Regions from separate parts of the Homo sapiens genome. Here region 1 is linked to region 2. Evidence: chromatin loops called from intact Hi-C (ENCODE). Cell type or tissue: PC-3. All regions are shown on one strand. Each heading gives the region's core, and the rest is flanking DNA. Links, peaks and the distances in the headings are about the cores only.

What was found. Peaks named below come from ENCODE experiments on the same cell type or tissue, not always from the same donor. Only the 100,000 strongest peaks of a DNase experiment are listed, where the experiment ranks them.
Region 1: it touches region 2 in a loop (8-fold over the local background); 2 of 110 quality-filtered maps call a loop at or near these places.

Annotation. Positions count from the first base shown.
Region 1 is chr6:106,680,947-106,696,448 of GRCh38, reverse strand. LINC02526 (long intergenic non-protein coding RNA 2526) reads right to left here and starts at 964. Exons shown (of 3, transcript NR_149100.1): 1 at 775-964; 2 at 49-174. In PC-3, for the core only: a CTCF peak has its summit at 8,050 (motif pointing right); a DNase peak (open chromatin) is centred at 10,428; H3K27ac peaks cover 296 bases.
Region 2 is chr6:106,556,390-106,571,417 of GRCh38, reverse strand. CRYBG1 (crystallin beta-gamma domain containing 1) reads right to left here. Exons shown (of 22, transcript NM_001371242.2): 18 at 12,793-12,932; 19 at 10,492-10,615; 20 at 9,918-10,076; 21 at 7,492-7,654; 22 at 1-2,946. The coding sequence ends at 2,852. RTN4IP1 (reticulon 4 interacting protein 1) reads left to right here. Exons shown (of 9, transcript NM_032730.5): 9 at 1-647. Among named protein-coding and RNA genes, the nearest start is that of RTN4IP1, 66 kb to the left of the region's middle. In PC-3, for the core only: a CTCF peak has its summit at 4,694 (motif pointing right); a DNase peak (open chromatin) is centred at 4,697.

The DNA of each region.
Region 1 (15,502 bases), core at 3,562-11,561, 120 kb before region 2:
AGAGACAGGGTTTCACCATGTTGGTCAGGCTGGTCTGGAACTTCTCACCTCGTGATCCGCCCGCATCGGCTTCCCAAAGGGCTGGGTTTACAGGCATGAGCCACCACACCTGGCTGATATACTATAATTTCTGCATCTCTTAGTTTAACCTCTGTCCTTCCTTTATCTTCTTGCCTGCAAAACAGATGCCATTCTGTTGTCTCCACATCAGCTTCCTTTTTAGCACTTCAAGTTCAAAGTGCATATCACCAAAGCAATAGAGGGACAAGGACATTGGGAAGGGTACTTATACAGAACCACCTTTGGATAGGGTGCTTAACCGCTCAGTGCCGCAGTTTCCTCATCTGTAAAATAGGAATAACATTATTCCCAGCCACAGTGCCTGATCCATGATGCTCAGCATTGGCCATTGTCATTATTAATTTTAGGGATAGGTAAATGTATGAAACTGACCAAAAGCAGGCATAGAACTGCATAATCCAAACTACCAAATTCTAAAATAAGATGAGCTGTATTGAGCTTGTCAGGTACGTTTCCAATGTAGGTGACTTGGCCTCCGTCTTGAAGGAAGTGATGGAAATGACTTGGTGGAGAGAGGTGTTTTGGTTTTCAATGGCTATGTAACAACTCATCCCAAAATATAGTGGCTTAAAACAATAGTAATTATTTATTTACTCACAATTCTGCAATTGGGCAGGGCTTGGCAGGAATGGCTCACCTCTGCTGTACATGGCATCTATGAGCTGGACCATCCAAGGTGGACTTTTTACTTACATGATGGCATATCAGGTAACAGCTGGCCAGGCATCTCTTTCTGTGTGATCTCTCCACCTGGCTAGCTTGGGTTTTCTGTCATCATGACAGTCTCAGCATAGTCCGACTTCTTACAATGTGGCCAGCTTCCCCTAAATACAAGAGGAGAAGCTTCCTGATCTTGGTGCCTGGACTCAGGAGTCCCAGAAATAATTTTCACCACATTGTATGCATTGCTCAAAACAGTCACAGGGCCAGCCCAGCTTCAAGAGGAGAAGACTGTACAAGCGCATGAGTCTCAGGAGGTGTGGCTTACTGGGCTGCCCATGAAAGAGACGATGACAGGAGGTTAACACAGAAGCTTAGCTGCAGGAGATGGTACATGTGAAAATCAAAGCAAAGAAAACACACCAGGATCAGCCAAGATGAGCATGAGAATTGTGAAAAAGACTGCCCTGGCTGTTGTTTTGAGGGGTAGAAATAGAATCTGAGGGTTTATTCGAATCTAAGAGAGTTCTATCGTATCCCCTGTACTATAAGATTTAAAGGTTCAAACTATGAAGTAACAGAAACCCCCACAAGTGTCCCTGGAAGCCATTGTCTTTTGGGAATTTGAATGTCTTCTTTCAACTCTAGGTCAAATTTATCTGTTGAACTCCTGTCAGTTTTTTAAACTGGGAGGCTCAGGAGCAGATACCAAGAGTCATAAAGGCCCTGGGTCAGGCCTCTAATAGGAAGTTCATTTCCATGGTCTCATTTTTTTCTTTTACTGTCTAGTACAGTACTTTTCCTATATAGTCTTTCCCTCTATTTCTCTGTCTCCTGAAGCAGTAAAACCCTTAGTTTTCTATGGGCTGATTATCTTCCATAGGTATAGATCTAGAACACTTCCCAAGGAAACAGCTCTGGGCTTGATTGATCCAGGGTGCTGTTTGGGGAGCTGCTCTCTGCCCCATGGTGTGGGTGTATGGCGTGGGTATAGGGGAAGATCTGAGGTAGGTGAAGGGGTAAGGGGAGTGGTATTCAGTGTGACTGCTGATCTGGGGCTTGCAATGTATGCACCAGTGCTTCTTTCTCCTGGCCGAGAAATAGCGAGCTTAGGCCTGCCTCCAAGAGTCACTTCTCTCCCCTAGAGGGCTGGCGGAGCCTGATACCAGCAAGGCGTGCCCGCCACAGAGAAGGCATCACAGCTACATGTTAATTAACCAAGAGGACATGGTCCAACCTCACATCTCATTGTCAGAAAACGTTTTTACCAGAGGAAGCCATGCCAGGAGCCCAGCATTTGTGCTGAGCTGCGACCTGCCCTGCAGTTACAGCTGAGAGAAGGTCAAGTCTTCCTCTTCCTTAGCCCCTGCCTCCTCTTGTCTCTGCCTTCTAAGGGAACTACTGCCTCACTCCACTCCTGCCTCTTAGCCCTCCAGAGAGTCCATCCCCTCTCCTCCTTTCCTCATTCTAATCACCAAACATCTCTATGGTGCCTTCAGAATGTGAGATTTTTTTTTTTTAATGCATGCAGTTTTGTTTTAAAGCAGCGTTAGTCTTAGGGTTCATTAATTAAAACATCACACTTAACTGGACCATTAACTCATTCATGGCTAACTTCTCATGGCTAGATCCCCTGCACCCACTCTTTCTGCCAGTTCCTAGGACTGTTGAAACAGGAATGAGCTGTAAACAGGTTTGAGAACGGTGCAGGGAGTTTCAAGATTAGCTTTCCTTTTTCTGTTCATCAGAAGGAAAAGAAATTAGATTTTGGAGTCATTTGACAAGGGTTAGGAGGGGGGCAAGGAAACTGTTACTTAATTATTAATAATCTTTTTAGAAGTCCCATAGGTTTATTACTGAGGAAAACCCATGGGAGGTCATATTACCGCCCTGGCACAGAGGAGGAGTTCCATCCACAGCTGTTGAATGATGTGTGAATATCGCCCTGCAAGGAATCACTCCCCTGCTTGGTATTTTATATTTTGTTCCCTAAGTTTGTCCCTTAGGATTCTTCTTCCATCACAGACTGTATCAATGGAAACAAGAGATGAGTTTCTTAGAAACAGCTTCTGTCAACAGTCCCTCCACCTCCCTCCACCTCCTCTGCCACAAGTGGTGAGGCTGTAAACAGCTTTTATCAGAACACTGGCACTTGGAAAAATATAAAACCAATTAGGGAGCTGTGAAATGACTCAAGAGAGCATGACTGGAGAGCTAGAAGGAAGAATACACACACACCAGACAAGAGCCTTTAAGATGTAACCTTTGGGAAGACAGCGTTGATTGTAAATAGTCAAGCTCTAAGTTTAATCATTTGGTAGTTACTGAACTTCTTTGGACACATTTGTGTGTGTGTGTGTGTGTGTGTGTGTGTGTGTGTGTGTGTGTGCTTTGTAAGGTTGCTGGACTGAGGAGATTCATCCAGGGGACAGTCTAGATAGTTCTTCAGGGAAACGTTTTAGGTGTCCTTTTGCCTTGTGTATTAATCTGCTCAGGCTGCCAGAACAAAGTACCAAAGACTGCATGGCTTAAACAACAGAAATGTATTTTCTTGCGGTCCTGGAGGGTGGACATCCAAGATCAAGGTGCCAGCAGAGTTGGATTCCCCTCAGGTCTCTTTCCTTGGCTTGCACATGGCTGCTCTCCTGCTGCCTCTTCACACAGTTATCCCTCTTCGGGTGTGGACCCCTGGTGCCTCTCCCTCTTCTTACAAGGAAATCAGTCAGATTACATTAGGGCCCCACCCAATGACCTCATTCAACCTAATTACCTCTTTTTAAAAAATTAAAAACAAATAGAGGTGGGGTTTCACTATGCTGTCCAAGTTAGTCTTGAATTCCTGGGCCCAAGTGATCCTCCCACCTCGGCCTCCCAAAGTGCTGGGATTACAGGTGTGAGCCACTGTGCCCGGCCACCTAATTACCTCTTTAAAGGCCCTTTGACATACAAATTTTGGAAGGACATAATTTCTTTCACAACATCTTGTTTGCTTGCACTGGGTGACAAGTAACACCCTTTCTTCCCTGCACCCTCTCTTTCTGCCAGTTCCTAGGATTGTTGAAATAAGAATGGGCTGTAAACAGGTGAGGGAATTGTACAGGGAGCTTTCGTAGCTTTCCTTTTTCTGTTTGTCAGAAGGAAAAGAAATTAGATTTCAGAGTCATTTGACAAGGGGTGGGAGGGGACAAGGAAATAATTAATTATTAGTAATCTTTTCAGAAGTTCTGTAAATTTATTATAGAGGAAAACCCGTGGGAGGTCACATTACAGTGTTTTCATTTGAATCTAGGACAAAGAATGGGCTTGGTAGCTATAGTTTCTCTCCAAGTCTAGGAATGCATAACATTTGTAGGTTTTAGTCTCCAAGGGTGTTTTGTGTAGCAGTAGAAGCCAAATTCATTACAAAGGAGAGGCTGGAGCAAGTTGTCATGTGATGCCGCCGACTTGGTGAGTCAGGACTTGCCACCGAAGCCCAACTGCCTGGCAGTCCCCTGCCAGGATAAACTCCAGCAAAAACCCTTTAATGACCTGCAGAAACCAGATGGCAGGCTTTGCTTTTCAAAGGAAAGAGATCATGTCAGGACCTCTGGAATTAAAAGTCCAGATTATTTTAAAAGGACTGGATATAATACTATTTGTGCAAAAGATTTTTTTTCTATATTATGTAAGTTTTTCAAGGTGCATACGATTATTCAGTAGTCTAGAAGAATATACACTATAGAAACAGATCAACCATGTTTCCTCTGGATGGTGGGATTACAGGCTCCTTCTTTTAATTTACTTGCATTTTCTAATTTTTTAATAAAGAGGTTGATATTCTTAATAATAAAAAAAGGTTTTTTTCAAAGATAGGAGCATTTTCAATTTGTTATTTTAGTCTTTCATTTACTCTACTAGCACTTGACAGCATAGAAATATCACCTTTGTTCAATGCCACAGATTAAAATGTGTTTAACTACCAATGTCTTAGATGAGAGTGACTGGAAGTGATGACTTTAGTGTGGCTCTGGGAGACATATCTTCTGTATGGCTATGGTTACTGGAACTCTATGTTTCACGTCCAGGAGAAACAGGTAGGTCTTCTAATCTCTCTGAAGGAAGAAATTTCCTGATAGCTTAAAACCTGATTTAACCTTAGCCAACCAAGATACTTTATTTGAAATGCAATTATGTTTACTTGCTTTCTTTATGAGAATGGGAAATGACATCAGAAAGAAATGATATCGTATGTTTTTGCCTTTACTTTTACGTCAAGGACTACTGAAATCATTTAGTTTCAGAAGCATTTTATCTATAATAAACACCATCATGAATGCAGGCTTACATTTCCTTTTTAGGCTGCCTAAATACTTTTCTCTTCAAATAATAGCAAATGGAACTATTTACACAATTGAAGCAATTCTTTAATATTGAATATGTAAATTTATCAAGTTTTCCTTATATAGGTATTTCTACTGTGTTTTTGAGAACCATAGAGGTTTTTCATGGAAAAGGACACATCCAGAGATACTGGGAGAGTATGTGTATGATTTTCAACCAAAGACTTAGCTTTTAACAAGGATAATTTTCTTAACTATATAAAAACCCTTATTGACCAAAAATAAGAAAAAGCTTGAGTTAAAATAAGAAAAAAAATCTTAGGGAATACACTTAAAAACTGCTCCTCGGAGCTGGGCCCGGTGTCTCACGCCTGTAATCCCAGCACTTTGGGAGGCCAAGGAGGGCGGATCACAAGGTCAGGAGATCGAGACCATCCTGGCTAACACAGTGAAACCCCCGTCTCTACTAAAAATACAAAAAATTAGCCGGGTATGGTGGAGGATACCTGTAGTCCCAGCTATTCGGGAGGCTGAGGCAGGAGAATGGTGTGAACTCGGGAGGTGGAGCTTGCAGTGAGCCGAGATGGTGCCACTGCACTCCAGCCAGGGCAACAGAGCAAGACTCCGTCTCAAAAAAAAAAACAAAAAGCTGCTCCTCAAAACTTTATTTTAACTTATATTTCATACATTTGATTTCACAAAAACTCACTGAGCTTATTTTGCAGAGGTATGCAAAAGTCATTCTTGTTAGCACAGTGATTGATTCTTTTACTTAATTTATTTTCCTTCATAGGGAATATATTAATTTCCCAAGTCCACTGGAAAACTAGCAATGATAAAACTACATCATTTAGCTGGGCGTGGTAGCTCACGCCTGTAATCCCACCACTTTGGGAGGCCGAGGCTGGCGGATCACCTGAGGTCAGGAGTTCAAGACCAGCTTGACCAATATGGAGAAACCCCGTGTACTAAAAATACAAAAAATCAGCCGGGCATGGTGGCGCATGCCTGTAATCCCAGCTACTTGGGAGGCTGAGTCAGGATAATAATTTGAACCCGGGAGGCAGAGTTGCAGTGAGCCGAGATCATGCCATTGCACTCCAGCTTGGGCAACAAGAGCGAAACTCTGTCTCAAATAAATAAATAAATAAAATACGAAAAATTAGCTGAACGTGGTGGCAGGCGCCTATAAATCCCAGCTACTCGGGAGGCTGAGGCAGGAGAATCTCTTGAACCCCGGCGGTGGAGGTTGCAGTTAGCCAAGATCGTGCCATTTGCACTCCAGCCTGGACAGCAAAAGCGAAATTCTGTCTCAAAAACAAAAACAACACAACAACAAAAAAGAACGACATCATTTTAAAGCTGTTTTCTAGTCCAGAGCAATTTCTAATTAGACTTTGTAAAAAGTTTTATTTTATTTAAATAAATAAGTGGGTTTATTAATTTGTCAAGGACCTCACGAAAGTGTTATACTTTTAAATGAGGTGCCAGAATAAAAGACCAAAACACTTAATATGCCCAATGCATGTTCACTGTTGGCACACGGAGCTTTCAGAGAATGACGAGTCCATGGTGTGGAGGGAATGGAGTCTCTGGGTACACACGAAAGAGTTCCCATTCTGTATTCTTACACTTAGTTACTTACAAACCTCTTTAGTGATGGCCTGCTGGGTTCCTGTCTTAAGATTCAGTGTAAATGCAGCAAGTCCTATGTTATCTAGTCTCAGCTTAAGCCAACACCACTGACCAGAGCAACCAATGGGAAATGCTAATGACTCTTAGGCACGCGTGGTAAGTTTAAACATAATGTATGGTTCGTGACTAGCCTGGGCAGCATGGTGAAACCCCATCTCTACAAAAAATACGAAAATTATCCAGGCGTGGTGGTATGTGCCTGTAGTCCCAGCTACTTGGGGTGGTGTGGGGCTGAGGTGGGAGGATTACTTGAGCCCTGGAGGTTGAGGCTGCTATGAGCTGAGATCACACCACTGCACTCCAGCCTGGGTGGCAGAGTGAGACCCTGTCTCAGACAAATTTAATTTAATTTAATTAACAAAAAAACCCCAGGCCGGGCGCGGTGACTCACGCCTGTAATCCCAGCACTTTGGGAGGCCGAGGTGGGAGATTCACAAGGTCAGGACATTGAGACTATCCTGGCTAACACGGTGAAACCCCGGCTCTACTAAAAATACAAAAAAATTAGCCAGGCGTGGTGGCGGGCGCCTGTAGTCCCAGCTACTCGGGAGGCTGAGGCAGGAGAATGGCGTGAATCCGGGAGGCGGAGCTTGTAGTGAGCCGAGATGGTGCCACTACACTCCAGCCTGGGAGACACAGTGAGACGCCATCTCAATTAAAAAAAAAACAAACAAAAAAAACCCCACAAACCCATAATGTATGTACGTGCAGGAGCCAAATGTCCTTCATAAAAATTCTGTTCAGCCCCTGTGAAAATAAAAAAGTATTTTTACATTTCGACTGCGAATGTACTGTTGTAGCCTGCAGCTTTTATTTCTGCATTTTTATTTTAAAAAATTAACGGCTTACCTTCAGAGCAATTGTATGTTACATAAGACACAAAGTCCCTTTCTAGCCGACTCCACATGCTTTCTGTTTCACTCCTGGGTTAACACATTCTTCCTAACACTGAACATTTGTCTATGCCGGTGTTTGAGACAGGAATTGAAACACTTTTGCAAATATGAATTCACATGCCACCACAGGAGTTCTGGTTAAATGTGCCAGTTAGACAATTATGTTTACTATCACTCCCTCTGGAAACAACTCCTAAATGACATTAAATAATTTTAAAAGGCAATGTGATTTTAAAAGTCAGAAAAACAGAGAACAAAAGAAAAAAATGAAGTAGCATAAAAAACTAGAAGCTGGAAGTGTTTGCACTAAATGATTTAGGGCAAGGTTTCTCAACCTTGGTATTATTGACATTTTGAGCCATAGAATGTTTCACTGTAGATGGCATCTGTAGCAGCATTCCTGGTCTCTACCCACTAGATGCCAGTAGCACCCCTCCCTAGTTGTGACAACCAAAAATGCCTCCAGTTATTGCCAAATGTTCCTGAGGGTAAAATTCCGCTGGCTGAGAACCACTGATTTGGGAAATAAGAAAAATCAAAATGTATCCCCAGGAAAAGTCTAGAACCAGGCTTACTCTGGCCAAAGGATGCCTCACTCACCTCACCCCCAACCTCCCAAAATAAAAAGCTCAGGAGCTAGAGGCACCAGGCAGAAAACAGCACTGGTTAAAAATCTGTAAAAGAGTTAGGTTGAATGCTCTGTATGTCCTCTGCTTTAAAGATTCATTCTTTAAAGAGGCTGAATCTTGGGGACTCCAGGGTTGACGACACCAGGCACAGCTGAGGGTGAAAGTTCCATACAGAATGTGGGCATTATATAGGAATCTACTAAACAGGTGTGGGATCCTAGCTCTTTGCTCAACTCAGCTCTACGAACACTGGCATCTAGGTACCTATTTTCTAGGGAGGAGACTGGAAGATTCTTCTGATAAAAACTGACCGAGCCATAAACAGAAAAAAAATCGATTGTCACTCAAATTTAATGAATTGGCCTGGCCAGATCACTCTAAAACCCTAAAGTAAAATCTACCAGTCAATGACCTCTCCCTCTCTTCTCCATACATATCTTCTAATCACAGGCTTTTCAATGCCTCACTCCCATGCAAATAGACAGCCAAGAATGGCCAAGCATTTAAAGAAAGCCTCCAGCATGGAAAAGAAAAAAAGAAACAAGAAGGAACTTAGAGAAAACAGAAATATTGGGGAGCAGATGCAAAGTTCAAAAATGTTTTAAGTGAAGCTTCCCTTCTCAGATCTTGGTTTCCAAATACCAAGGCGGGCCCCCACTGGACTGGGGGCACAGAAATATCCTCTTGTGTCAGAAAATGTAAAAATGTGCAAAGAATGATGAGGCGGTAAGACAGAACATAGAAGCTAGCTTGAAGCGGTATCCCCTGGCCAAAGGGAGGACAATTTGAGCATAAAAATAAATAAGAGTATAGAATTGTAAACCTTGATTACAATAGAAATCCATGAATCCATGATTATATAAACAAATAAGAGAAAGGGAAAACACTTCCTTTCAGTAGAATGCCAGCTAATAATTGTAGAAGGAATAATGGAAATAGATAATTACCATTTGGCAGCCCAATCTGTGGTAGCTGATAGAGACGAGGTCATCAATGGATGCTAAGGCTGGTAGGTAGAAGTTTGGTGAGGAACAGGTGTTGGCATAATCTCAGAATATTTCTGCACAAAATAACCAACCAAATGCAAAGGGAGGACTGGTGACTTTACAGTCGAGAAAACTGGCAGACTCCAAATACGAGTGATCAAGGGAAATGTCACCAGTGGTGGGACGGGTTGGCCTTGTATTCCTGATGCGATGGGCTAAGAAAGAGCACAGAATCACTGTTGCAGTATTCCTTCCAAGAATCTATGGCTCTAGTCTGGCCATGGGTAAACACTGGACACACCCAGGTGGATGATCATCCTACAAAATGAAAGGCCTATACTTTTAAACTGAAAGAGGGTGGACTGGGCACGGTGGCTCACGCCTGTAATCCCAGCACTTTGGGAGGCTGAGGCGGGCAGATCACCTGAGGTCGGGAGTTTGAGACCAGCCTGACCAACATGGAGAAATGCTGTCTCTACTAAAAATACAAAAAATTAGCCAGGCATGGTGGCACCTGCCTGTAATCTCAGCTACTCGGGAGGCTGAGGCAGGAGAATTGCTTAAACCCGGGAGGCGAAGGTTACAGTGAGCAAAGATCGTGCCATCATACTCCAGCCTGGGCAACAAGTGTTGCCGTCTCAAAAAAAAAAAAAAAAAAAAAAAAAGATATGAGAGAGGGTGAAACGCTGCAGAATTGTTCTGGACCGACACATAAGTGCAATGTATGTTTTCATATGGGATTCCTATACCTTAAAAGAAAAAGAGGCATTGTTTGGACAGTTGGTGAAATTTAAATGGGGTCTAGCAAAGATATCACATCTGGCCCAACAGCTGCAATCAGGGCTACTTCTTAGTCCACAGTTACCCTTCAAATTGTTTTTGTTTGTTTGTTTACAGGTGACAAAATGGTGAATTAAATGGAGACATGATGGGGTTCACCACCCCTGTATTCTTTATGTTTTTAAGGGTGGCACTCATTTCTGCCAGACCCTCTGTGATGCAATATTGTTTTTGCTTTACTATTTTGCGTGTGTGTGTGTGTGTGTGTGTGTAAGAGGGTACCAATTTCAGAGCTTTACGCTTGGCTGTATTCACCCTGATAGCTCTTACCCCACTGGCCAAAGAAGCAGTGTGGGGTTGTGTTAATTGCCAGGAATGTCTATTCCAAACATACATTCAGAGACTAGGAAATGACTATGGATGAGTGTGCAGACCCAATGAATTCACTGTAAGCCACACCTGAACCATAACTCCATTTATTACCAGGCCCCTCATATATTCCCCACCATGACCAACTGCATATATATTTTTTAAGGGGCCTAGCAGAAACTGAAAATACAGGACCCCTTGTTAAAAAAATTATTAAGAATTTCAAGCGGGTAACAGTAGAGCATTAAACCAATAATTAAACCACACATAGAACCTTCTAAATGCAAAGTCCTGTGTGGCTGCACACGTCGTACATCCACAAGGATGGCCCTGGCACCCGCTCTAACAGGGTCCCATGATGGTGGTTCAGGTCTCTGGGTATTACTGTCAACCTGGAGTCTGTGTCCAGCGGTCCTCAGAATGTTTGGATAGTCCCCTTTCTCCAGTGTGAAGTTACCAAATTAAATGGTTATTCACCTCTCTGAGGAAGAATCGGGAAATCAATACTGTGAATACTTGTGCCTTCCTGGGCACCCAGCCTCTCTTTCTGTCTTTTGTTTTTTGTTTGTCTGTTTGTTTGTTTTTGAGATGGAGTCTCGCTCTGTCACCCAGGCTGGAGTGCAGGTGTGATCTCGGCTCACTGCAACCTCTGCCTCTCAGGTTCAAGTGATTCTCCTGCCTCGGCCTCCCAAGTAGCTGGGACTATAGGTGTGCCACCACGCTTGGTTAAGTTTTTGTATTTTTAGTAGAGATGGGGTTTCACTATGTTGGCCAGGCTGGTCTCAAATTCCTGACCTCAGGTGATCAACCCACCTTGGCCTCCCAAAGTGTTGAGATTACAGGTGTGAGCCACTGCACCTGGCCCCAGAATCTCTTTCAATTCATGGGTTCTGGGACCCAAAACTGGCTCAGTTCTGAAAACTGGGCAAGACATCCTGACTTTTCATTGGAATGACTGTCCTGAACCTCCATCCTTGATTTGTTTGTACAGATTATGTAGTACTCTTTTTGTCTCCTCATGTGTTTTTCCCTAAGCACATTATATTCGTTAACCATCTCCATACCTCTCTGCAGGTCAGGCCTCTTGGCTGCCACTCCACCCTGCCAGTCATTACAATAATTGCATCCACCTGGCTACTGATGGTTAAGTACTCCCACTTGGCCTCTATGGAGGGTGTTTGTAGGGGGAAGTGGGAACTGTCCTATCATCCTCATTGCTACACAGTGAGCCCAGTCCTGTAAAGACAGACTGTTACCCTCTTGAAATTCTTAATAATTTTTTTTTTTTTTGAGATGGAGTCTTGCTCTGTCGCCCAGGCTGGAGTGCAGTGGCGCGATCTCGGCTCACTGCAAGCTCCGCCTCCCGGGTTCACGCCATTCTCCTGCCTCAGCCTCCAGAGTAGTTGGGACTACAGGCGCCCGCCACCATGCCTGGCTAATTTTTTGTATTTTTAGTGGAGAAGGGGTTTCACCGTGTTAGCCAGAATGGTCTTGATCTCCTGACCTTGTGATCCGCCCGCCTCAGCCTCCCAAAGTGCTGGGATTACAGGCGTGAGCCACCGCGCCCGGCCAAAATTCTTAGTAATTTTTTTTAACAAGGGATCCTGGCCTGCAGAGAGGAGCTACCACTGAATCCTTAGAGCTGTTGGTGCCCTCTCCCCAGCTGTTCCTTATTCCCTTGGCGAACTGTGTAGACTCTGGACTCTCCCGCGGAGCATAGTCATCCATGCCTTACATGGCACATCTATTCTGTTCTAGCATGTCCACTTCTGTGAGCCTTGTGATCCATCTGCCAAGGCAATTCTGGCATTTCAGTCACACTTAGCATGGACCATTGCTTTTCCCTGGCTTCCTAACAGCATGTTTGCACCATCTTCTGGGGCCTTGCCAGAGTGTTGAATCCTGTATGCCAGAGTGGTGCTCTCAATAAACACTTTCTTATTCAAAATAACATTTTGCCTGCCTTGATCCAGCACCCTCGGACATCCTGCCCCATGTCTTCTCCCCTGGCTCCTGCCTGTACTTGCTGACCGGGTCCTACAATTCCTTTTGTGTCTAGTCCCTTTCCTCCCCAGCTGAGTTATGTGGTGACTTAGACCTAGGGATTGGCCTAGTGGCCAGGATAGGAAGTTGGGACGGATCTAGGGGGCACATGTTGTTATGCAGGGGAGCAACGTCTGCATTGTCTTCAAGAAGAGGGGAATAGTAGCCCATAATGGGGGACGGATGGACCTCAGTTCTGTAGGTGCCTCAACCCAGATGCCCCCGTCCTACTGTCAGGCTCCTATTTTTTGTCAGTCAGAGCCCTGACCTTGGCAGAGCAAACCTGCCTAGGTTGAGAGATTAACCTTTAAAGCTACCTTCATGAGAAGTTCTGAGCTTGGTCCTCAGCTTTCTCTGCACCCCTATGGCAGGAGAAAAGAGATTCATCATATGCTACCAAGGAGGCCTTCTGGCTGCCACTCTTAGCTTTTGAAAGTTGATTAATCACTCTTAGTCTTTTGTTTTCTTTTTCCAAAGCACTGGTTGAGCATAGCGATAGCCACCTTTACTGTCCTTGTGGTGATTATTTCCTCTACACTGCTCAAATGCCTGGTACAATGCACCAGCCAGTACATTTGCCACCACAAATGAAAGTGGAGGTTTTTTTTTGTTTTGTTTTTTGAGATGGAGTCTCGCTCTGTTGCCCAGGCTGGAGTGCAGTGGGGTGATCTCAGCTCACTGCAACCTCCGCCTCCTGGGTTCAAGCAATTCTTCTGCCTCAGACTCCAGAGTAGCTGGGATTACAGGCATGTGCCATCATGCCCAGCTAATTTGCTATTTTTGTATTTTTAGTAGAGACAGGATTTCGCCATGTTGGCCAGGCTGGTCTTGAACTTCCGACCTCAGGTGATCCACACCCCCTTGGCCTCCCAAAGTGCTAGGATTACAGGCGTGAGCCACCGTGCCTGTAAAAGTTTTAACAATTGCACTGTTGCCTTGTGCTGTCTGTGCCTCTCCCACAACTGGCAATGGAGTTCTCAATGCCAACCAGATGGCATGTGATCCAGCTCCAAAATCCCATCTTAGCATTGCTTTCTCAGACCATTTCTGGTACGAAATTATCACAGATTGGGTTGCTCAGTATGCAGACTCAGAGACGGACTGGCAGGCAGAGGCTGACTAGGGAGGACTCTAGGGATCAATCCCTGTGGGAGGGAAGGAAAGGCAGGGAAGGGGATTGGGTATTTTGCACCTAGTTGTTACATTATCATTTTCCTGGACAGGAAATTAAACTACCAATTCAGTGCTCAACACTGCAACCCTAGTGTCAGTGAAGACAGATGAATTGGGCAATTTGGATGTATTTAGAAGGGACTAGTTGTCTCTTTTTAAATAAGTAATGATAATGGTCTATTTAAAATTGTAGGCCGGTCACGGTGGCTCATGCCTGCAATCCCAGCATTTTGGGAGGCTAAGCGGGGAAGATCGCATGAGCCCAGGAGTTTAGGACCAGCTTGGGCAACATAGCCAGACTCCATCTTTACAATTTTTTTTTATTAAATTAGCTGGGTGTGGTGGCACATGCCTGTAGTAGCCTCTAGTCCCAGCTACTCAGGAGGCTGAGGCAGGAGGATTGCTGGAACCCAGGAGGTTGAGAGGTTGAGGCTGCAGTGATCTGTGATTGTGCCACTGCACTCCAGCCTAGGTGACAGAGTGAGACCCTGTCTCAAAAAAAAAAAAAAAAAAAGATAAAATGGTTTGGCAACTTTCAAATTGCTTTCATGTCTTCAGTTCTCATGGTAATTCTCCACTGTCAATGGAGCAGATGTTATTACCCCTGTTAGATGGATGAGGAAACTGAGGCTCACAGGGGCTGGGTTTTACCATGAAATCTGTTGACAAATGCTGGACAATAAATTTAATTATCAATAGATTTCCTTTATGTTTCAGTTGGTTGTCTTTAATTTTAAAACAACTGCTGATAAAAAAGAAATTTGCCAAGCATGGTCCCAGCACTTTGGGAGGCCATGGCGGGTGGATCACAAGGTCAGGAGAGCCAGACCATCCTGGCCAATATGGTGAAACCCCGTGTCTACCAGAAATACAAAAATTAGTGGGGCGTGGTGGCATGTGCCTCTAGTCCCAGCTACTTGGGAGGCTGAGGCAGGAGAATTGCTTGAACCCAAGAGGCGGAGGTTGCAGTGAGCTGAGATCGCACCATTGCACTCCAGCCTAGCGACGGAGCGAGACTCTGTCTCAAAAAAAGAAAAAGAAAAAAAAGAAATTGCCTAAATATTAAATTGTGCTACATAGCAGATATTTTTTCTACCCAAGGGTTTTCTATGGTAGTCTTTCACAGACAATAAGCTTGTTCTAGAATAATTTCTTCAAGTTTCAAGAACATCATGTCAATGCCCAGTAAAACTTTCTGTACCTTGTAAAAGATTTAAATTGTCTGAGCTGTCAAACAGCTAATCTTGGAATTAGACAATTCCATTTCTATTGGCAAATGAGACATAAGTTATGCTTGGTGTAAGTTTAGAAAATGTAAAGCAAAATAGAAGTGTTTTGGGAGGTGGAGGAGACTCCCAAGGCTTAGCAGTCTCTTTTTAAAAAACTGATAAGTAATATTTTACATATTTATGGGATACATGTGATATTTTTTTACATGCATAGAATGTGTAATGATCAAGTCAGGGTATTTGAGGTATCATCATTTTGAGTATTTATCATTTCTATGTGTTGGGAACAATTCAAGTCCTCTCTTTTAAGTTACTTCGAAATATACAATATATTGTTACTTACTATTGTCACTCTACTCAGCTGTTGAACAACAGAGAGTTTATCTTTTATCTAACTGTATGTTTTTACCCATTAACCTTCTTCTTTTCATCCCCCCTCCCACCTGCACACCCTTCCTGGTCTCTAGCGTCTATTATTCTATTCTCTCTACCTTTGTAAAATCAACTTTTTTAGCTCTCACATATGAGTGAGAACATGTGATATTTGCCTTTCTGTGCCTGGCTTATTTCACTTAATATAATGACCTCCAGTTCCATCCATGTTGCTGTAAATGATATGATTTTATTCATTTTTCATGGCTG
Region 2 (15,028 bases), core at 42-8,041:
TGATCGTCTTAATGTACAATACTAAAACTTTCAGTGTATAGATGGATGTTGGCATGAAGAGATAATTTAAAGCTGGTTCCTTCTTGAATTCATCACTGAGCAGCTTTCTAACTGCCAAGGTTTCCTTTTTTGTTCCTCCACCATAATGTGGTCACCACAGCTCTTAAAGTTCTAAATCTCTTAGTGTCATATATAAAAATCTGCCTGGTGATTCATTTGTTTATGCTCTTAATATTGAAAGGTGAGAGCAGAGTTTCTAACTTTTTAAAACCCTTACATCTTGCATAAGGATTAGGCCTGTTTCGGCAATTGAAACATGCTTCTCTGAGGGCTTTTCCATGGAAATTGCAGCCTTCCAATGGAGCCCAAAGCTTGCCACTTTGATGTCAAATGTTTACATTTAGATATCTCTCCAATCAACCCATTGCAGTGTGCACTTCGAATATTCATTTACGGTAAGTGTTTTTACTTCCTAATATACTCATCCTCAGTATTGCACCTGATATGCTTGCTTGTAACTTTTGATGTAGACCTGTTTTGAGATTTCTGCTTGGTTTATTCCTGTTAGACACTCGTTTGGTAGCATGTATGTTAGATGTAGGCTTTTCTCTAAAATTGTTGGTCTGGTCTTACTACCGAGTTATTGCAAAAGAAAAAAAAATCTGATTTTCCAGGTGTAAATACCAGCTGCTCTTGACTTCCATCTGGAGCAGCCTCAGCTCTTTTCCTGGAGGGCTCCCAGGTGGTAGTGGGAGTAAAATACTTGAGCCAGGACCTCACTCATCCTCGTTTCCACTCAGAAACTATGGAGTTTGGAAAGAGAGTGGTCAGCAAATCTTTCTTGCTATTATACCAGCACCCCTCAAACCTGCTTCATCCTAATCAGACATTTGTTTCTAATCTGCTAGCTGACTCTCTTTGAAGGGTGAGATGAGGGCTACTGAATGGACTCTCAGATTTCATCAACATAGTTAACCAGAAGCAAGTTTATTTAAGAGATCAGTTCAGCACAGGCTACTGTAGAATGTCTTACCCCACCATATTGTAATGGTATGCACAAAAGGCCTAAAATCAGAGCTATATATCTAGGAACAAGACAGATATGTTGGATGCTGTTGTACATGCACCAATAATATTTTAAAACAAGACAAACTATTCCAGTGACCATAATTGCCTACCATAGACTCCAGAGAAGATCAGCATTTTAGAATTAGAAACACACTTGAATAGATGGAAAAGAAACAAGCTGTTCTACCTGTGACAAGAGCACCAGTATTGAGTGATGAGGACAAAAAGAGGAAGAATATATTCAAGGAAATGTTTAGCACTTTTGTTCAAAGCTAGAACCCACTGTTGGAAGAGCAGCGTATGGGCTGGTGTCTTGTCAGTTGTTAAGCAGTTTGTTTGCATTTTGAAATGCTTACTGCAGTTGAGGATTCCAAGATTGCTTGAAGATTGATTTGACTCCGGTCAAATCAAGACTTGACCAGCAACATCCCTAAAGGTCTCTTTTCCTTCACTTTCTGGGGATAATTAATTGCTGGTCATCCTCTTGAGCCTTTCACACCTCGTTTAGTGGCTATAGTGCCCCCAAGACCTGAGGCTGTCCACCAACAGCTATACCCTGAAGCATGGCTGCAGAACACTGCAGGGAAGGCAGCCCCATGCAGGCCATGTGTGGATGCAGGTGGATAGGAGGACAAGAAATTAGGCTAAAAAATCTGAGTTTAGCAAAAAAGTATGTAACATTGCTTCAGCACTTGTAGATGAGTAAGGATGGCTCATAAATTAGGTCATAATAGTGTTCCAGTAGCAGCTATAAGAAAGGCATTAAACAACCCTCATTTGTGACATTCTAGGGCAGCCCATGGATGAGTTAAAATAATTCAAATCCTGGCTGGGCGCAGTGGCTCAGGCCTGTAATCCCAGCATTTTGGGAGGCCGAGGCGAGTGAATTGCTTGAGCCCAGAGGTTCGAGATCAGCCTGGGCAACGTGATGAAACCCCATCTCTACAAAAAAAAAACAAAATTTGGCTGGGCTTGGTGATGTGTGCCTATAGTCCCAGCTACTTGGGAGGCTGAGGTGGGAGGATCACCTGAGCCTGGGGAGGTAGAGGCTGCAGTGAGCCGTGATTGTGCCACTGCACTCCAGCCTGAGATCCTGTCTCAAAAAATAATAACTCAAATCCTACTAACAAATGTTACCAGACTTTGACATTAAATTTTTAAAATGTATTAATTTTTAATATGAACTAAAGGAAAATAGTATTTTGTTTAGAGTTCCTTAAATGTGTGAATACCTAAGGCTTTCCCATTGTGCTATGCAGCATATTTAAAGGTTCCAGAAAGTGTTTAAGGCCAAGAACCAAAATTACAGGCCTAATAAAGTATTTCTTCTCAGATGCTAAACAGTTCTCTACCTTTCAAACTTAAGCCTTTGTCTTACCCTTTAAAGTGTAAGGGCTTTGTAGGTCCACAAAGTTGGTAAATTTGTTCCAGTTCTCTCCTGTCACTATCTTTGGAAATAATTTAAAATGTACACAGTCTTGAAATCTTGATATAACATTTTACAAAATCACCCAAAAGCTGCTAATTAGGCAACCTGTTTAAGCAGCTACCAAAAATGAAAGGCAAGAAATGAAAGGAGGACAAATTATTGGTTTAAAGCTATGATAGTCTTTTGAAACGATGAGTAAGTTCTCTGAGTCATGGCAGCATGATTTAAGGTTGAATTTAGAATCAATGAAGGAGGAGTCGATCCACTTTCCAGTCTGGTCTTCCATCAGCATTGTCCTTTTTAAGAAATAAGGTGGCTGGAAGGACCTCCAGAAGATTCTTCTTCCTTCTTTGTTCAGGTATATAGGACCATGGCTTCCCACACTTGTGTAAACTTCTCTTTGCTGACAGTGTTGAGGATAATGTGATTTTGATCATACTGTGTGCCCCCTAAAAGAAAGGAAAATAATAAAAGATGAATGTACCCATGGTGAAGGGTCTATAGCAGACACAATTCCCCTAACACCAGTACAGCAAAAGTAAGCAAGTAAACAAGGTGTAGAACTGCATGCCTCAAGGAGGCAAGGCAGGGAGGGAAGCCTGGGCCCCTGTGGGATGAGAGGGTCAACCTGCCATGGGTGAATCTGTCCAGATCCCACCATTGGGGCACCAGCACCTTCACACAGGACATCCCACCTCACGGGCTCCTTTTTCTACCCAGTTCTTAAGAGCTAGTCCACAGTCACTCTTACAATGTCTGAAATTCAAGGGAACTGGGAAAACCCGAGAGAAGGGAAAAGGAGTAAAGAGACTAACATATATTTGGTGGTGAGATGGTAGATTCGAGACACCAGCGAGGAAAGAGCAGGTAGTCCTGGCAGTGGTGGAAAGGTGGGAGGAATGGTTATCGAGGAACAGCACTTGCATGAACAATGAAAACGGGCTGTATTAGGTCAAAGGGGAGGTTTGGATGACACCCGGAAGTACATAAGGGGACGCGGTAGCATTGTCACTACTGGGGACTCAGTTGGTGGATAAAATTTCATAGCATTTAGGATGCTGAGTACCACAGTATTGTAAAACTATTATCATGAACTCTCTCCCTGTTACCAGAATGTTTGTAAGATTTTCCAAAGGTGCTTACTGGATGTTTCAGATACTTTAGTGCTAAAAACAGCCTCATGGCTTCTTTCTTTGGAGAAGTATCATTAACAAAAGGGTTATCTGATTTTTTTTTTTCCAGTGTAGAATAAAGATCCCTTCAGATGGCTTATCCTTTTTTTAGCATAAACCTCAGCACCAAGGATGTATCAACAAAGACCCCATCAAAGTAAAAATCTGTGCATTTTGATGCAGGGAGTGACTGGTATTGAAAGCATGCTTCCTCCTTGGATCAAGAAGAAATAAACATTCTTTTCACCTTTGAAGCATTTACAAAATATGAAAAAGGTTTGGGAATTTACACAATAAATCTAGGTATTATAGTTGAGGAAGGAAATCGTCTCTTCTCTTGTGAGACACTGATTTATCATCATTGGTAATCTACAGCCTCTACACAGCTAGATGTATGGCTAGATGTACTATAGAATACAAGGGTAAGGTGTTTTGGGCCTTTATGTGTAAGTTTGTAGCAGTAGGGAAAAAACTACCAGCAAACCCTACACTCTGCCGAGACAGAGACACACAGCATACTCCACTGAAATTTCAGGAAGTATTAAAGTCACAATGTCTCTTTTCATTCTTCATTATAGTATGTTAAAATACTTTTTGTATTTTAAGAGTATCTTTTGTATTTTAAAAGTAAAGTATCTTAAAATACTTTCATATAAATTCAACTAGAATCATGAAAACTAGAAAGTTCTTGAGAAATAATTTGATTCATTCTCTTGCCTTTGGAGAGTGTTTAAATTGTGCAGACTTCATGTTTTTTAAAGTGAACATGAATCAGCTTCCACTGTTGTTACAAGGTATGTGGTCTGGAATAATACATGAATGTCTACCAAAAGAACTCATTTCCCAAACACAAGAAGATGAGCTAGAAGACAGATGCATGATCTAATAATTCTTAGGGCAATTTTAATAGATAACAAATGGTTCAGTAGTTGTAGCTAATGGAAATCATGGTCTGCTAGTAAGTGCACCAACGAGAAGAGACGTGTTTATATTTTCCTTTGCATGGGGTGTGGGACGTGCGGCGCTGCTCTCTCATGTCCACAAGATGGCACCATTCTCCCAGTCTGAGAAAATTAAATTCAGTTTAACAAGGAATTAAAACTGTTGTAGCTAGCCGGGCGTGGTGGCAGGCACCTGTAATCCCAGCTACTCAGGAGGCTAAGGCAGGAGAATTGCTTGAACCCAGGAGGCGGAGGTTGCAGTGAGCCGAGATCGTGTCATTGCACTCCAGCCTGGACGACAGAGTGAGACTCCGTCTCAAAAAAAAAAAAAAAAAAAAAAAAAGACTGTTGTTGCTACCGTGCTAGATACTGAGATTTCACAAATATACGGGACATTATGCTTACTCAGCAGGCACTTGAGTAATTTATATAGTGTCATTTAGGAAGGGGCTCTGGAGCTTTAAAAAGAAGTCTTAAGAAACCTAGAGTCCCACGGTTCATGTCAGAGCCAAGACAAGGAGTGAGGTGTCCTTCCTTCTGGTCCGCTGCTAATGTAACAAGTCAGGGACATCCTGTGTGCCTAGCGCATCTAGAACGTAAACTGTCTGAAGCCAAGGAGGAGGCTTTTTTTTTTTTTTTTCACGCTGGTGCCCTCCGTGTCTAGCACCGAGCCTGGCACATAGTGTGTACCCCGTGAATACATGTTGAAAGAATAAGAGAAGAAAGCTCTAGCTAAGGATCATAGTGTTGTCCACCCTGGACATAGGAAGCAGATCACATTTGTAAAAAACAGGAAGGTTTGGTCAGATTTCCTTTGAGAACTACATACCCTACTTTCTCTAACATTGTGTCAAAAACTCCATTTTTTCCAATTGAGTCACATTTCTTTGGTGTCTCTGGAGATTTTGAAACTCTTGTCAACACTGAAGCACTCTAGTGCAATAAAGTTTATCAAAATAAGAATAAACAAAGATCTGCATAATTCTTAACTAGTTTGAACCTCAGGTTGATCATCTATAAAATGAGTATTTCACCTGTCTACATATTGACAAATCTGTTGTACCAAATGTAAGGTGAGGGAGCTGTACTATATGTTACTGTTTGGTTTCTGAATATTGCATTTATTTTCTTATATCCAAGGGTACTACTTGCATTTTATATGATCTTTGTGGTCTCCATCCAGCCTGTAGTTGCAGTGCTTAGTTTGTGTTCCCTAAGTGCCCCCTTTAATGAAGGCAAAGGCATTGTTTGCTTCTGAGCATCTTTCCAACTTCTCAGATTCTGTCTGATCCTAAGTCCATTGTTTTAAGTGGGTTGGCCAAGCTACCTACCTGGAGATCATTCAGAAGTGACAGCCACTTTTGCTCCCCATACAGTTACCAAAGCCCCTGATGAAAATGTCCAGATTCGTTCTCCATTATCCAGAAAAGTTGTTTTTTAAAAATCAGATTACAGCACTTTCTTGTCCCTACAACTTTTTTTTTTTTGAGACGAAGTCTTGCCCTGTCGCCTAGGCTGGAGTGCAGTGGCACAATCTCGGCTCAGTGCAACGTCCGCCTCCCGGGTTGACGCGATTCTCCTGCCTCAGCCTCCCAAATAGCTGGGACTACAGGCGCCCACCACCACACCCAGCTAATTTTTTTGTATTTTTTAGTAGAGACGGGGTTTCACCATGTTAGCCAGGATGGTCTCGATCTCCTGACCTCGTGATCCACCCACCAGGGCCTCCCAAAGTGCTGGGATTACAGGCGTGAGCCACGGCACCTGGCTCTTTACCCCTACATCATAAACTTTAATGACAGCATTGGCCTAAATCCCTGATTAAAGTAAAATTGAGTCATTTTGTAGTGATGATTTAAAATAGAGTATGTAATATACTCATAAAAATTTAAAAAAATTAATGGAGTATGTAGTATGGTTACATTATCACCAGTTCGCTACAAAACACAATTGTGCTGACTTTCCTGATAGGGAATAAAAAAGTGCCCATTAATTTAAAGCAGAATTACCCCAGATGACATGAACACACCATCTGCACCTGTCAATAGCAACACACTAGTTCACTGAGTTCCCACACAGAGGTTAGGTCATTCTTATGTTATTTTTAAATGACTATCAGTGGTTCTCCGGGTGTGGGCCTCAGACCAGCAGCATTGGCAACACCTGGGAACTTGTTAGAAAAGGAATTATCAGGCCCCACCCCAGACCTACAGACTCAGTCTCTGAGGATGTGGCCCCACAGTCTATTTTAACCCGCCCTCCAGGTGATTCTGATGCAAATAAAGTTTGAGGACAACCACGCTAAATTTATTCTCCCCCAAGCACCATCAGTTCACTCCCTATTAGCTTCATTGAACACATGTTGCATTGAAATCCTGTAGGCTGTGTTAATTCCTTTGAGATCTTAGATCTTTTCAATGAAAGGTCACGTGTATACATGAGAATCATCAACTCTACCGAACTAAGTGCAATCACGGCCTTTCAGCTTGTGATTTTTAGCCTAACACTATTATAATAAAATAAATGTTTGAAGTCAGCCTATGGCCAGATTCTGGTTCAGCAGTTACAGCTGTGAGATTGTGGCCAAACTGGCCAACCCCTTTGAGCTTCCGGGGTTTTGTTGTTGTTGTTGTTGTTGTTTTGTCTGTAAAACTGGGGAGAAAAGAGGGAGAGGGGATAATGTAGGCCTCATAGGGCGGCTGTGAAGATGACGGGACATGGTGTACTGAAAGTGGCTAGCACAGCAGCTGGCACACAGTAGGGGCTCTCTTACTGTTACTACTAATAATACATTCATCATTTTCAAAAGTTATGAATAGATTTTTCCTTAACTAAAAGACATACACATTACAATAAAGAAAATAAAGGAAGTGACCCTTACCTTTAATGTCTAAAACTAAATTTGGCTTCAACTTGCTGTAAATCCTGCCATCGGACTTCAAGCTCCAGAACTGGCTGTCAGCATTCTGGTCCAGGGCCAGGCCTAGCTTGGAGCCAGATGTTACCAGGCTGCCCACAATCGTCAGGCAGCAGTCTTCTGCTATCTGCTCAGTGGAAAAGACCAGATATCTTAAATATGTATCCAGCTGTAAGTCTCATAGCAATTATTTCTCTGGTTACATTGGGCTTTAAAATTATCTTAGTTCCTAGCTTCATTTACCCCACATGAGGCAGTTCAGCTCTTAGCCAACTAGAATCGGACAATAAATATTTATGCCATTTATTTCAGATGACACGAATGATGGGAAAATCTCAATGTTTGTGCATCGTCAGAGACTTCTGCCCTTTGCAAGACTATCTTACTAGTAGGGAAAGCCTCATAACATTAGAACTGCCCATCATATTTTTCCCTGTCATAAGTGACCATGATCCCAGGCAGGTTCTGTAGCTATATCTCCCTCTGACATCTCCACCTCTGCTTGGCCTGACCTTCCAGTATATGACTGCACCTCTAATTTTGTAGCACTGGGTGGCTAAAGGGCATTTTATCATTTTAAAACTCGGAATTGCATTTATTAGCATTTGTCTTTCCTTCATGAGAATTAAAATTTTCTAAACAGGCATGCTTTCCAGCTATGAAAACAGAAAAATGCAGACTCACTAGAGGGTGTTTTAATGCAAAGATTTTATGAGCCCTTCCCTGAAGTGAATCTACCCTTAATATATAAATAATGTATGGCAGTCATGTTCACATGCCATTAACAAAAATTACTGGCCAGGTACAGTGGCTCACAACTGTAATCCCAACTCTTTGGGAGGCCAAGGTGAGAGGATCACTTGTGAGACCCTATCTCTACAGAAAAGTTTTAAAAATTAGCCAGGTATAGTGGCATGCACTTGTGGGCCCCAGCTACTCAGGAGGCTGAGGTGGGAGGATCCCTTGAGCCCAGGAGGTCGAAGCTACAGTGAGCTGTGATTGCACCACTACACTCCAGCCTGGGCAACAGAGCTAGACTCTGTCTCAAACACAAAAACAAAACAATGTTGCTATAAAAATGCCTGTTAAAAGTGTATTATTGTAGGCCAGGCGCAGTGGCTTATGCCTGTAATCCCAGCACTTTGGGAGGCCAAGGCAGGTGGATCACGAGGTCAGGAGATCAAGACCATCCTGGCCAACATGGTGAAACCCCGTCTCTACTAAAAATACAAAAAAGTTAGCTGGGCGTGGTGGCACACGCCTGTAGTCCCAGCTACTCGAGAGGCTGAGGCAGGAGAATCGCGTGAACCCGGGAGGTACAGGTTGAAGTGAGCCGAGATAGTGCCACTGCACTCCAGCCTGGTGACAGAGCAAGACCCCGTCTAAAAAAAATTAAAGTATATTATTCTATATTGAGATGAAAGCACTGTGATAATCTAGGAGACTTTTTCTCATTGACCTATTGAATTCAAAGTTGTTAAATAACATCACTGAAATGTCTGTTAGAAATAACTGCTGAAAGACACCATTTTCTTGGATTAAGACAATTCAAAGGCAGAAAGCTTCTTTTCATGATTCCATATTACAACTACTTCTGTTCCTCCTGCTAGTTCTTCTATGCATGTCCAAACAGTACTTCTGTTTACTGAAAGAATTCCCCCTCCAGCACAACAGACCCAATTAACGAGTTGTACTCCTTTTCGCAAGGCTGTGTTCCTTCTGCTGACTCACGGGGCACCAGGTTTTTTTTGGTTTTTTGTTTTGTTTTGTTTTGTTTTTTTAAAGAAAATCAGGAGCCAACGGTCAAGCTCACAAAATCAAGGAGTAAAAAAGTTTTATCTACCATAGAAGCATGAGCTTCTTTCATAAAAATCTTACTACAGTCAGCTTTTAAGTGTCTGTTAATAGTAGGAATGATGCAGGAGGGACATGGGCCATTTTCTAATTTACAACGTATGACACTTAGGAAATGGACTGTGCAGCACACAGAGGGATCTCTTTACCCTTCATCCCGTTCTGTGGATTTCCCCAAAACAAACCAAGAGTGATTTTTGTTGACAGGGCTGGAGCTTATAGTTTGTTTCTGTAACAGTTACATTAAGGAAAAAGGGAAGAATAACACACTTCCTTTTTCTACTACTATATAAAAATCAAGCATAGAAATAAATATTCTATCTTGGATCAGTGCTATATTTACCTTTCATTTTAAGTTCCTAGACTGGTTCTATCAGAGCTAGGATATACTGTCATGAAAAAAACAAATTCATTTCTGAAAGTACTCCAGGAATTGTGAAATTGCATCTACTTGAAGAAAAGATCAAAAGCATATGAAAGGATGAGTCACCTCCTAGCAAAGCCATCACAGGCCCCCGTGGAATCCTAAAGCTCACCCTGCATTTGATACATCCTTCTTGATAGATCCAAATCTGATCATCGGCCCCGACATCCTCCATGACCTGTATCCTCAGAAGCTTCAGATCCTCTAAGTTTCCATTGGTTGACATGAATAACCCTGTTGCTTTGTTTCGAAGTCTGAAATAAATTCGCTTCTAGAAGACAAAACCCCCAGCAGTTGTTATACCAGATGTGCTGCTGGAAGCACTGAACAAGCATGAATATCAGGAAGAATCCAAAGTGAGATATGGATTAAGGGTAATTACCATACTCAAGAGTCTCAGAGGTTTTAAATTTTCTCAATGAGAAGAGTTTGACAAAATGTCAAAGCGCCTGAGGCAGGGTGCCTGCCTGTGGATAACTGCGTTTGATGTTCAGTTTGATGGCCTTCTGAAGCAGCCACACCTCTTAGCACCAGAAACTGAGCCCAGATTATTGGGGCAGGGAAGGAGTTTATAGGGTGAGGCCAGTTATAAACTTTGAATAAAAAAATTGGATAAAAAGTTGGATTGCATTTACAAAAAAATTTCAGAGAAGAGTCTATGCAGAGCATGGAGAGGAAGAAAATACCTGAACAAAAGGTCGTAGAGAACCTATTTGGCGACAGCCACTGAATTCATACCAATTAGGTACTTCTGCAGGTGACAATAGGAACTGTCGCCCTCTGTAACTGCCATATTCATAAGTAACCCATCTGAAAACAAAAATAACCACAGTAAGTGGCAATTTTCATTTGACAGTGGACCCCAATTACATTTATTTTTAGAATGCTTTCCATTTCTAGACTGAACTATATACTTTTAACATACATTGGGGGAAAAATGATCTTTTCTAGAACACTTAAAAGAAGTAATTTCTTGACAAATAGCAAATTTTTGTTACATGAGTACTTATGCCAAAAAGTTCCATTCTTGAAGAGAAATAGGTAAGTTTTTTCCTCCGTAAAGCAGTGAAATATTGTCTTTTAGTGGATTCCTCAGTTCTTCCTGGGAACTATTCATAAAATAGCTTCAGTTGTAATAATGGGTCTTTAAGTTGTTAATATTTCCAAAGCTCTTAGTAGGTGCTAAATAGGGTTAAATAAAAAGTTTTGTCTGCAGTGAGAGTAATCTTTGTTAAATCTAAAAAACTGCTAAGATACTCAGTTCCCTTCCGCTCAGATGCTACTGCTGCACACCTGAGGAAGTATGGGTTTAAGCGCAGACTGGCGTGGAAGCAGCCCAGCGCCCTCCTCTCTTGCATATTACATCAGGGAAGAATGCACTCTACTTTTAATCCTGGAACTTAAATCCTGGATAAAATTTTATCATTTTAGTCATCTTATCATAAAAACAAAATATTAAAACCTACTGCAAAAAAATCACCCATAATTCTACCACCCTAATATTCTATAATTTTTTTTTCCAGGTAGGTCTCACTCTGTTGCCCAGGCTGAAGGGCAGTGGCACGATCACAGCTCACTGCAGCCTCAACCTCCCAGACTCAAGTGATCTCCCACCTCAGCCTCCTGAGTAGCTGGGACTACAGGCGTGCACCACCACACCCGACTAATTTTTGTGTTTTCAATAGAGACAGGGTTTCAACATGTTGCCCAGGCTTGTCTGGAACTGCTGGGTTCCAGTGATCTGCCCACTTTGACCTCCCAAAGTGCTAGGGTTACAGACGTGAGTCACTGCGCCCAGCTTCTGTGATTTTTTTTATTTTCTTTTTTAGATGGAGTTTCACTCTTGTCACCCAGGCTGGAGTGCACTGGTGTGATCTCAGCTCACTGCAACCTCCACCTCCTGGGTTCAAGTGATTCTCCTGCCTCAGCCTCCTGAGTAGCTGGGATTACAGGGGCCCCACCACCACACCTGGCTAATTTTTGTATTTTTTAGTAGAGACAGGGTTTCACCACGTTGGCCAGGCTGGTCCTGAACTCCTGACCTCAGGTGATCCACCCGCTTTGCCCTCCCAAAGTGCTGGGATTACAGGCAGGAGCCACTGCACCCAGCCCGGCCTGATTATTTTTTAAATAGATGTAGTCCACCCCAACATCTGTTGTACACAGGTAGACCATACCTATTGTTTTTGTGAATAAAAGAAAAATACTTTCTTAAAAACATGTATTACATTGATGGTACTCATTCATTTTTATATCTTATTCAAAAGTATTCGAAGTTGAGGGGAAAAAAATCTTTCCAAGTTGACCTTTAATCATTTGTATAACATCTGCCAGTCATTCCCAGCTAAAGGAAAATCCCAACCCTGAGCTCCAAAATCAGAGGACTTGCTCTTTTTTAAAGGGATAAGTAAAGTCAGCTCTTTCTTACTTGCTAGACTATGAGAGGTGTTAAAGACAAAATCCTTACCTTAAATAAACTAAAAATCTGGATAATGAAATAAAAGATGCTTTACATATGACTTTTCCCAGTGGAAAAGTGTTCTACAAAGGTGCATAATTATTAACCCTTACAAAAAGAGAGGGTATATGTCAATTAGTTTAAGATAATATAAGAGAGGGAGAAATCTGATCAATTTTTTTTTTTTAAATTAAGATAGGGTCTTGCTTTGTCACTCAGACTGGAGTACAGTGGCGTGAACACGGCTCACTGCAGCCTCAACCTACTGTGCTCAAGTGATCCTTCGGCCTCAGCCTCCTACGTAGCTGGGGCCACAGGCATGTGCCACGACACCTGGCTAATTTTTAAATTTTTGGTAGAGATGGGGTCTCACTTTGTTGCCCAGGCTTTTCTTGAATCCCTGGATTCAAATGATCCTTCTACCTCGGCCTCCTAAAGTGTTGGGAATACAGGCGTGAGCCACTGTGCCCAGCCCAAACTTGATTTTTAAAATGATCTATTTTATTGAGTCAACAAGTAGGTAACTCACATGCCACCAATAACCTGAACAGAGCGTATTTGTGTGTTGAATCCCAGGGATCGGAGATTGACAGTTTCTGCATTAAGTTCAATCTTTTTTCCTTTGAAGTCTTCTCTTTCAAAGAGAATAATTGTTGGTTCAGAAAATTCCTGTTGAGGAACAAAAACAATGTTCTGTTATTCATCTTTGTTAATAATTCAAACTTATGTGAAAATCATCTTGTTACAAGGACAAAGCACAAAAAATCTGCTAGATTTGGCCTTTCCATAAACTCCTTTTCCAAGGGAGCCTGGATGTTTGTGTACTCCAAGCTAGAGAGAAAGCACAGAGGGGCAGTTAGTTTCTCCATTGCATAGGAAGGCAGGTAAATATAAATAGTTTGTAAAACAGGGGGAAAAAAAAAAGAGAAATGGGTATACGCTGGGAATATCAACACTTCTGATGGCATTTATTTTTGACTTAGCCATTTTCACTGGGACAAGGAGGGGCTGGAAAGTCATGGACATAATTGCCAAGGGTCAGAGGGCTGTGGCATCTGATGTTTAGTCACTTAGTGTACAGTGGTATTGCCTAATCAGGGAACCTTCCTCTTGTATGTATTTTCAAATGTCTTTTTTTTTTCTGTTCATCACTAAGACAATGATTCTGTGTACTCATGCTCCCAAACTTTCCTGTAGGAATCATTGTCAAGAGGAGAGAAAAAAAACAACAGGATGGAAGCTCTATGTTCAAACTGTCAATCATTTTAAAGAGGACAACAGCACAAACGTTCACTGTTCAGGAAAATGAAAAGTTGGCAGCTTATGCCTGTTTTTTCAAATTATAGACACTTTTGATTCTACATTAATCTCTAATGATAGTACTGCTAAGATCATAAATGATGCATTAAAAAGCATGTGGGAGGCCGGGCATGGTGGCTTACGCCTGTCATCCCAGCACTTTGGGAGGCCGAGGTGGACGGATCACTTGAGGTCAGGAGTTTGAGATCAGCCTGGCCAACAGGGTGAAACCCCATCTCTATTAAAAATACAAAAACAAACAAACAAACACAAAAAAATTAGCCGGGCATGGTGGTGCATGCTTGTAATCCCAGCTACTTTGGAGGCTGAGTGGGAGACTAGAGAATCACTTGAACCTGGGAGGCGGAGGTTGCAGTGAGTCAAGATCATGCCACTGCACTCCAGCCTGGGCAACTGAGTGAGACTCCATTTCAAAAAAAAAAAAAATAAAAGCATGTGGGGATTACAATTTTTTCCCTATCCTGCTTAAAGTTTGTGGAAAGGGTGCGGTACCTTACTGCTTCATTTATGTGGATGTGTCCTGACTGGTAAAAAGATTTTGTCCATCAGTAAACAGAGCATGTTAGTGTGTAGAAGTAGTTTGTGTGGTCTAGGAATTAGTTTATATAAAACATACATGGAGGAAAGAAGACAAAAATTATAGTAGTATTACTACTTTGCACTTTTATTGCACTTTTGAGATGGCAAGCCCAAAAATGTTCTAAACACTTTAGTATTAAAAAGCAATTAAATAATTTTGAAGTATTAAGTCACAAAGATATGTAGTCTTCATATGGGTAAAACATTCATTTCCTCACAATTAAAACATAAAAAGATGTCATCTATAGCCTCAGAGTGTTGTGAGCATATATGCCAAGTTCTGGTTGAGGGAAGGCATTGAAATTTTCAAATATATACTTGTAGGTAGCTTTTAGAATTCTAGGCAGAATAACAATCAAAGTCTTATTCATTACTTGTAAGCTAATGAATCTTACTACCTCATTTCATGTTTCTTTGTTACTATTTTCATGTCTCAGTAGCATTTTTGCTATTTAAACAGGCAGGCAGGGATGAGATGAAAACCAACTCACATACGTTCTTCCTACATTTAAAACTAAAATGAGCAATTACGTGTGTTTAAAGCTTTTTATGAGAAAGCAGTTACCAAAAACTAATAAAAATGTCAGAAACGACAGATACTTCCAGACTTTAATATCTCAACATGATCTTGCAGTTTTGTTCTATTGAATATTACTTCCACTACATCAAACTGAAAGACTTCTGTCCAAAAGAGGGCACTATAATCTGGATTAGCACATAGTGGCAAACTGGGAGAAGTCATTTGATTGCAAATCTCTAAAACACAGAATAATAATAGACTAAAAACCTATAAGGAATTTCTTCAATAATAACAACCAAAGGTAGAGGAAGCCAAATTGCAAAGGATACAATACACAATTCCTTGA